3 separate regions of the Homo sapiens genome follow, and all the other regions are linked to region 1. Evidence: chromatin contacts called from ENCODE Hi-C or POLR2A ChIA-PET data. All regions are on one chromosome and are shown on one strand. The core of a region is the stretch at or near the end of the contact, and the rest is flanking DNA. Distances in the headings are between cores, read along the strand shown.

The links. Hi-C counts contacts between places; a loop is a spot of excess contacts on that map. ChIA-PET counts read pairs that join two places held with the same protein, here RNA polymerase II (POLR2A). Pooled maps may share reads with other maps.
Region 2: a map of naive thymus-derived CD4-positive, alpha-beta T cell shows a loop between it and region 1 (11-fold over the local background). The contact joins the promoter of ZSCAN18 here to the promoter of ZNF776 in region 1. A Hi-C loop is called at or near these places in 1 of 168 maps with a recorded cell type or tissue (naive thymus-derived CD4-positive, alpha-beta T cell), 1 of 37 single-sample maps with no recorded cell type and 9 of 50 pooled maps.
Region 3: a loop to region 1 is called in a map of CD8-positive, alpha-beta T cell, with 17 times the contacts of the local background. The contact joins the promoter of ZNF548 here to the promoter of ZNF776 in region 1. A Hi-C loop is called at or near these places in 2 of 168 maps with a recorded cell type or tissue (CD8-positive, alpha-beta T cell and naive thymus-derived CD4-positive, alpha-beta T cell) and 9 of 50 pooled maps. POLR2A ChIA-PET finds 5 or more read pairs at or near these places in 1 of 52 experiments (activated B cell).

Annotation. Positions count from the first base shown.
Region 1 is chr19:57,745,508-57,748,563 of GRCh38, reverse strand. It overlaps ZNF776 (zinc finger protein 776), which reads right to left and starts at 1,749. Exons shown (of 3, transcript NM_173632.4): 1 at 1,473-1,749. The coding sequence starts at 1,505. RefSeq lists an enhancer at 1,688-1,737.
Region 2 is chr19:58,096,446-58,099,503 of GRCh38, reverse strand. ZSCAN18 (zinc finger and SCAN domain containing 18) reads left to right here and starts at 1,273. Exons shown (of 7, transcript NM_001145543.2): 1 at 1,273-1,330.
Region 3 is chr19:57,388,484-57,391,208 of GRCh38, reverse strand. It overlaps ZNF548 (zinc finger protein 548), which reads right to left and starts at 1,355. Exons shown (of 4, transcript NM_001172773.2): 1 at 1,095-1,355. The coding sequence starts at 1,109. RefSeq lists enhancers at 1,098-1,577, 1,718-1,797.

The sequences.
Region 1 (3,056 bases), core at 500-2,999:
TCTGAAGTGTGTTCTCCTTAATGTGACCCATGGCTCACTCACCATAGCATACACATTAGCTACCATATATTAGATGTCTCCAGTGTCAATCCCTTTCCAGATACCCCAACCTGCATGTCCATAGCCATTTGATGCCTACACTTATTCGTCTCTGACTCTTCATATGGCCATAACAGTCATCCTGATATTTGCATAATATTCTAATTATGTTTATTACCAACATGCTCATCTCAGCTGATGCAGCTTCCATAGCTACAGCTACTAAGACCAAAAACCTCGGGATCCTGATTGCTCTCTTCATGCCCTTACTTTGTGTATTAGGAAACCTAGATGCTGTAACAAAATATCAACTTTGAATCCAGCCACATCTCCTTAGCCATGAATCTTAGTCTGTTAACCCTCACTTGGATTACGGCAAAAGCCTCAACTCTCATCTTATTTCCTCCTCTCTCAACCCCACAGTCTGTTCTCCACTGTACAGCCAGAGGAGACTACAGCCAGATGAAACTGTGGCAACATCACCTCCTCCCTCTGGTCAGTTTCACCTCTAAGCATTTCACATCCTGGTACTAACTCCTGGGTTAACCTTCCAAGTATGTTTATACTGGTTGACAGAAATGGGAATACCTCCATATATCCTGTGTCACAGACTTTGGATCCTGGGTTTAAGGTTCCTCCAGGGTTCCCATATCAAAAAACTTAAAAAAAAAAAAAAAAAGGTACCTAAGAATCCCAGGACATCCCAATCTAAAGAGCATGTGGATAGGAGTTAGGGCCAGTGAGGGAATAACACCCTCCGCTTCCCTGCGGAGGTTCTGCAAGTGCTTCTGCAGCCAGGAGTTCCTGAGAGGAGAGGCACAAGCTACAAGAATGTATCCCTGATGAGATTTGATAAGCTCAGGCCTCCCTGAACTCTTTCTTGGCCCTGTAACTAGGTAAACGCGAGTTGGTTGTCTGAACTGAGCGCCTCAGTACAAAATGTCATCTCTTAGCACCTATCTGATCTGTAGAGGTTGAACAAGAATTCAACCTCCCAGGGCCCAAAAGTCATCCCCTGTGTTCTTTTTCGACTGGACTTTGGGAAACCTTTAAAGCCTGGACATTGATCTTTTCCTTCCTTTGTTGGAAGCTGTCCATGGCTTCCAGCGTTCTCAGGGTGAATACACGGTCCTCAGCCTGCTCTTCCAGGAGGAGCTCTGCCTCACACTTTGCTCCCGACAGGTGCCTGTGGACCCTAGGTTACGATCCTCTCGGCTCAGTTCATCTCCAGGCCTTTGCCTGCACCGCTCCCTGTGCCTGTAGCTCTCCTGAGCGCATCCCGCGGGTGTCAAAAACGGGGGCCCATAGAGAGCGCCTCAGTGTCCCGACGCCGGGTTCAGGGTGTAAAACCTTGAGCAGGCGCCGCTTCCTCTCTGCTTTTGGACTTAGGTAAAGATGAGGTGACCTGAGGGCACGGAAGACGCCACAATTACCTGAGCCGGGGGCCTCAGCGCGGCCGCCGCCATCCGACTGGGTGGGGAAAGCGGGGTCGAAAGGAGGGGGCGAGCAGTGCAGGTACCCGGGCACGGTGGTCCCGATCCCGGCCTTGGTGCGGGTCACGCCTAGCGCCTTTAAGGAGCTGCAGAGCAGCCTCTGTGCAGTCGGGACAACGTCTCGTCTCCACCTTCTGGGTTCAGTCACTTCTACACGACCCAACACTCCGCGGTCTCTCACTGGAAAATACACCCAACACCAATCAAAATGGCCACTAGTAGAGGACGCCGGAAGTCCCACCTTTATACTGTTTCCGCGGAAACGCCTTTATTTTGAGCCCTCATTGGCTCTGACGCGCTGTCATTCGACGCAGAGATTTCTGGGTTATGTAGTTTCCTCAGGTTCCAAGACAGTTCCAAGGCGGTAAAGAAGGCCTTCTCAGAGGCGCTTGATTGCACAGAGTGGTGAATAAACACTACTCTGGCCTAAGTGTCATCTTCCCTCAATTTGACTATACTTCTGCATGTATCTATTTCATGTCTATTTTCTCCTTGAAAGTCTATATCCCCTGTCAAACTATGCTGTCAGGTATACCCTACCATCACGTTCACTTACTTGCAGGAAAGGCCCAGCTCCATCTCAGCGGCCTGTCCTTAAAGTGCATGTCCTTCTAGGGTAGAGGATAGTCTCACCTAGCCTTAGAACCCGTATTGAGATTTTTGGAGATTAGTGTCTGTAACTGATCACTCAAGTATTTGAAAAAATATTATTTTAGATTTTGGGGAACTCGAGCTCTCCGATGCTAAACTTATTATTTAGGATGCCCCCAAAGACTAAAAATCCAAATTATCATAACGTTTTGAACAGTCTTTCAGTCGCAAAATCCCGGTACTGGCAGCAGAGGCTGATAAACATTATTGTGTTATAAATTCACATGAATGCACTCTGAGGCATTAGAGTCAGTTTCTCAGTCTGTCAGGGACAAGAGAGAACTAATCCAGATAGGACAAGACAAGGAAGATAGAGGAGAAATGTTGTGTTCCCTAAAGCAGGAATACATGCTGAATCTCTGTCTGTGATTCCCACAGAAGACAACTCTCCTGCCTATAAAATCAATCATAGTGTCCAGTACATTGAGCAACACTTTTATCCACTTAGTATCCCTCGCTTGAGATTCCAACTTATATTCAATTAATTCTGGATTAATTTATCTAAGATTTATCAATCTTACAGGAAGACCAATGAAAGAAATGCTATTTTGGTAGTGATAAATGGCTGCAGTTTTCAAAGGTGGGGCACGTATGCAGAAGATGCTCTCCACCTGTTGATATTGGTTGTGTCTTAAATCCAGGAGTTCATGTTATTGCTGGGAAGTGGCTATTTTTTTTTTTTTGTATTAGATAAAACAGACTTTATTTATTTCTTTTCTTTTTTTTTTTTTGTGACTATTCTTTATTTCTGTTTCCATGGCAAGGAGTGTTTTGCCTAATAAATTAATGTTATGGATGGGATTACAGGCATGAGCCACCATACCTGGCTAATTTTGTATTTTTAGTAGAGACGGGGTTTCTCCATGTTGGTCA
Region 2 (3,058 bases), core at 24-2,523, 350 kb before region 1:
AATATCTCTCAGTGGGAGAAGGTTTAAACTGCTATATACCATAGAATACTACTTCTCAATAAAATGGAATGAACTGTTGATACATACTACTTCAATGCCTCTCAAAGGAATTATGTTCAGTGAAAAAGCCAATCTGAAGAGGCCACATACTGTATGATCCCACTTATATGACACTGTGAAGGCAAAATTGTAGCAGTGGACTACTTAGATTAGCTGTTCCTGGGGTTATGGGTGGGGAGGGAGTGACTACCAAGAGGCAGCAGGAGGATTTTTGGGCAGTGGAGCTATTCTTTGTCCCGAGTTTGTTGGTGGATATGAGTTAAAATTCATAAAACTGAATACCAAAATGTGTGGTGTATGTAAATTTAAAATATATAAACTGTTCAGATATACATTTTAAAAATCAGTTCACACAAAAACGACCAAAATGGCATCCTCATAAGCGCCTCTATCTGGAAAACTGAAATGGGAAGCAGCTCCTGGCCCTATCCTGCCTTCCAGGGGGGCTACATTTATATGGGGCTTTGCCAAAGCCCTCACCCCAGCTGCCACTCACATTTCCCTCATTTCAGCAGCTCCTGAATCCCTGGGGTGGGTAATCTTTGAGTTCTATCCACTCCTTGAAACTGTAGAACCCATTTTAGCGCATCAGTGTCTCTGGGTCTCCACCTCTTGTCTCCCCAGTACTGGGTCTGCTGGTCCCTGTCTCTGTATCTCTGTCCAGATCTGTCTCAGCCTCGAGTGCTCCTTTTCTCTGGGTCTCTCTCTTTTCCTGAGCCTGAGCTGGTCTCTTTCTTTTCTTGAGCCCATGCTGGTCTTTCCCTTTCTTGATCCTGGGCTGGTCTCCCTCCTTTCTTAACCGTGAGCTGGTCTCTCCCTTTCCGTGTCCGACTCTGTACATCTCTGTTTCGGGGACCCCAGGGCGTCTTGGTCTGCCCCCGAGCGTCTGTGGGCCTTCATGCTTCTCTCCCTCCCGGTCTGCGCGTCTTTTTGTCTTTGTTTCTCCGTTTCTCACCGTCTTTGTTTCTCCGGGTCTCTGGCTGTCAGGGGTCTATTATTTACCCGCTTGTTTACTTCGTTGCCATGGTGCCCAAAATGACGCAGGCGCCGGAGTGGGCGGGACGCCGGGAGGCCACACTCGCGTCTGATTGGCCATGCGCACTGTCACCTGTCACGGCTCCCTTGCTCGCCCCGGTGCGCGGCACAGCCTCGCGGCATTGTGGGAGTCGTAGTCCGCGGTGAGGCCCAGTGCGCAGGCGCAGTTTGCCGGCCGCCATCGCGCACTGGGGCTCCGGGCGGCTGGGACCGGCCTGGGGTAGCTGCGCAGCAGGTGGGTCGGTCCCGGGGATGCAGCGCGGGGGTCAGAGAGCGACCCCAACAGGGTAGACGGTGAGGACGCCTCAGTGGGCAGCGTTAGGGAAAGGGGCCAGGGTGTTCCCGGGGTTGGGGTGCGAGCCCCCGCTGTGCGTCCAGGAGGCCGAGGGTCTGGCATCCCTTCGCGTGGAGTGCGGGGCAGGGGCCGGGTCCCCCCGGAGGTGGCTGAGATCCAGATCGGTGAGGGGCCCTGCAGGCAGGTAGGGAACTAGTGCAACCCCCACCCCGTGTAGGCTCGTGGAGGGGAGGCGCTTAGGGCACCCTGTGGGTGGGAGAACAGGAAGGGGCGGCTCCTGATGGGGGAGAGATGAGGGAGGGGGAGGCTCCTGATGGGGGAGAAAGGGGGGAGGGGAAGGCTCCTGAGGGGGGCGAAAAGGGGGAGGGGGAGGCTCCTGAGTGGGGAAGAGAAGGGAGGGGGAGGCTCCTGAAGGGAAGAGGAGGGGAGGAAGTGGGGGCTGAGGGTGTGAGGATGTGAGGGTGTCCGTGGTGGGGGGACGCTGGGCAGGCTGTGGCCCCAGGGGCTGGAGCAGGGAAGGGATGGAGGGTGCGGGGACCAAAGGGGTGCCTAGAATGGGCATTGTCTCTGCTGCCCCCACCCTTGGAATATCTCGCCTCTCCCCAGTCACCTGGGGGTGGGTTCTGTTTGAGTTAGGTGTCTGCGCCCACCCCGGAGACCTCTCTCGTGGAAGAGGCAAGAGTGGGTGTACTGGCTTCGGTCCTGACCCAGGGGGTTGGGGTGGGGGCCTGACTCACCCTCCCATCACTCCTTCCCCATTTCCTTTCTCTCACCCTCCTGGGCTCCTTCCTTTTCCCAATCCCCCTCTACCCCCGTCCAGACTATCTGGCTTTCCCTGCTCTTGCTCCTTCCTCTCCTGTCTTCTCTCTCCCTGCTACCTTCCCTCCCCGCTTCCCCCATTTCTGTCTGCCCTCCTTCCACTTTCCCATATATTCGCCTGTGTCCTTGCTGACTCCTGGGCGAGGCTGAGTGGCACAGTCACTTGGTTCCATGTCACCTCCTCGGTTCCATTTCACTTCCCCCATCCCATCATGTCCTGCGGATGGTTTCCTGCCCTGGAGTCAGAGCGGGACCACGTGTCGCATCGAGTTGCTGTTTTCTGTGCATGATGCTTGAATCTGTGACTTCCTGGGTATTTCTGGCCTCGGGTTTTCGGGGAGCCTAGGCCAGTTGCGCAGGACATCTCTCTGGTTCTGTCTGTCCTGGCGAGTGGATCAGGGACCACAAAAGGCAGCTGAGATGTGAACGACGACCCTTACTCCATGTTTTTTCATTCTTTTAAAAGCACTTTTACCCCTTTTTATAATGAGTAAGTGATCTGTGGATGAAGCCAGGGCAGACCCTGGGAATATCCGGCGACCCATCAACAACCACATCCCATGCATTGAGCTTCCCTGGCTGATCCTCAGGCCTGTGGCTGTGGGGTGGTTTGCTAGACCCTGCCGATGAGTGTGGTGGGATGGAGAGCTGCGATGAATATTCCTCAGGTGGCCAGGGCTGGGCCCACGGAGGGCCAAACCAGGCTTGAGCTCTGCTCAGCCCAGGATGAAGGGGATTTGCTGCAGGACTCTGGAGACCCACCAGGCTTGGGACCCCTCAGCTCAGCCACCCCTCACCCACCGTGGAGCTCTCTGCCTCAGCTTCTGTATTCCAGGCCTCTGGGTGCAG
Region 3 (2,725 bases), core at 106-2,605, 360 kb after region 1:
ATGTTCTCACTTACAAGTGGAAGCTGAATAATGTGTACACATGGACAAAGAGTGTGGAATGACAAACATTGGAGACTCCAAACAGGTAGAAGGATGAGACGAAGATGAGTGATGAAAAATTACTTAATGGATACAATGTACATTATTCAGGCGATGGATACATTAAAAGCCCAGACTTGACCACTATGCAAATATATCCATATAACAAAACTGCACTTGACTCCTTAAATTTATGCAAACAAACAAACAAAAAAAACCCGAGACCGACCTACTCAATCTGATCCTCAGACCATTCTCTGGCCCAGTCCAAGCCCTCCATCCGTCTGGTATCGCCAACCCAATCCCCTTCCTCAGACTCCACACCTTTATGTCCACCTGTCTGTGTGACATATCCATCTTGAGACATTTGAGAATCACCATGTCCAAAATCCAACCTGTGATCTTCTCCCGGAAATCTGCTCTTTATGCTGACTTCCCCAACTCCATTCTTCCAAACGTTCAAACAGAAAACAAAAAACAAAACAAACACTTGAAACGGTTCTTCACTGCCTTTGTTCAGACATAACTGAAGCACCAGGAAAACCTACGGGCCCTATCTTTCAGGCCTATGAAGAATCTCATCACATCTCCCTCTACTGTCACTGGTCCAGCCCCAACCATAATTCTCCTGGGTCTACTGCAGTGGCCTCAGGGCCTTTTCGCGTCTCCCTGTGTCCATTCCTAACCTGGTTTTCCTAACTTGAAACTTCGAACTCTGGACCTGCCCCCTCCAACTGTCCCTCCCTTGACAACCTTCCATGGTTACTGGCTGCTCAGGTTGCCATTCCAAGCGAGAATTCACAAAACCCTCTCTTTCCCGCAGAAACAACACACACCCCTGACGCCCCAACACAGCCCACTCGGCAGCGCCTCCATGCTCTGAACCTGAGGTCCCTAACGGGAGCTCTGAGGCTGCATCAAATCGGCTGATACGGGGACCCCACACAGGAACGCCCCTCTCTTCGGGACAAGGGGCCTGACCTGCAGGGCCCCTTCAGGGGGCTTCAGCACTGGGAGGACCGGTCGGGCGGGGGAGCCTGGGACGGGACACCCACCTCAGTCAGGTTCATCAGCAAGGCCTCCGCCAGCCCAGCCAGGGAAGAGCGGGGCGGGAGCGACAAAGGCAAGACAAGGACGCCACTGTCCCCAGCGCTTGTCAGTTGACTCACTCCCGCCTCTCCGTGGTGGGAACCGAGCCGCTTCTCGCGCTTTTCCGTTCCGTCACTTCGGTGACGTCAGACAGAGCCATAGGCCGAAGTTGGTGAAACACCACACAGAACCAAAACGACCACCACCAGGAGGACGGCGGAAGTCCCGCCCTCCGACGGTGCGCACGCACGCAAACGTCCCCTTCTAAGCCTTTATTGGGTAAGTCGTGCCGCCGAGAGCTGCAGTGTCTTCTGGGTTATGAAGTTTCGACACCGCTTCCGGACTTGTCTTAGAGCGTTGATCAGTCCTTATATGGCAGATAAAGGCCCAGTGGCACTGTCAGGGGAGCTGGGAAACGGAGTCCCCGACTCCAAAGACAGGAGGGGGCTTGGCTTGCTCTTAAAGGCAACATACGGTATTTTTTTGGATTGTAGTATAGGATATTTACAGAAATGTTAGCAACTTATTACTTAAGACTCTATTAAGCACAGCTAATTCCCAATAACTACAGGTCCAAAGAGACACCCCATACCATAAAGGCAGTCTGCCTCTACTCATGCCTGCCAGCCATATTATTGCTTTTCAAATACACATACAGTTACGCTTTGGCGTCTGTTTAGTAAGCTTCAATATGTTTGGTCCAGAAGAAGAAAGAAAGACTACGCAGTTAGGGCTATGGACTGGAATTTGTAGGAAGGATGACAGGAGACGCTGAAGTAGGTTGAAAGGGTGAAGCTATGCCTCTGGATCAAAGAGAATACATCTTACCTGACTGTAGAGTCAGCGATTGTGTTCCTACGAAGGGTGCAACGCTTTTATTCTAATAATACTTACTACTTCATATCTGAGATATTTTCCATTTATTTTAAGAATCACAATCCTATCTGAAAATGAGAGTGACGACCAAAATGAGTGATTGAGGCATAAGTCACAAATCATGGAGGATTACTGGACCAGCCTAAGGGCACATCCAGAAAAATGTAAGTCACAGAAGCATCTGTGGCTGGTTTTTCCAAAGAGGTTCTTAGGAGGTTTAGTATTTATTATACATTTTCCTTAAAAAGGAAGAGGGGTTGGCAGTGAGACAAATGATTACAGACATGTGAAACTTTAGTTAGTGCCCAGTAAATCTACATTTTACATAAGATAGAGTAAACACGTGAGGGGAAAAGGGAATAAAGAAGATGTCTCAGAGAAGGATGAAGGAATGAATAATCTCATCTTCTCTCTGTTCTGTACCTTGGAAGATAAGCTAGTAGTCTTCTGAAAAGGTTGATTTCTATTTAGCCCTTAGGGAAGAAAACCTAATGATTGTAGTGTGGTAGGGGATATAATGAGGTGTGTCTGATTTCCCGTTCCTCTATAGTGGTGAATTCAGCTTCCAAAGTTATTCTAGGGTTCTCATGGTCAAGAGGGCATCCATTCAGTCAGTTAGGGGGTGCTTAGAATTTTATTTTTATTTCTCAAGAGCAGCTGATACATGCCATTTCTGGACAACATTGTCTACCGTTTTCATAGTTGAAGCATATGCACATCT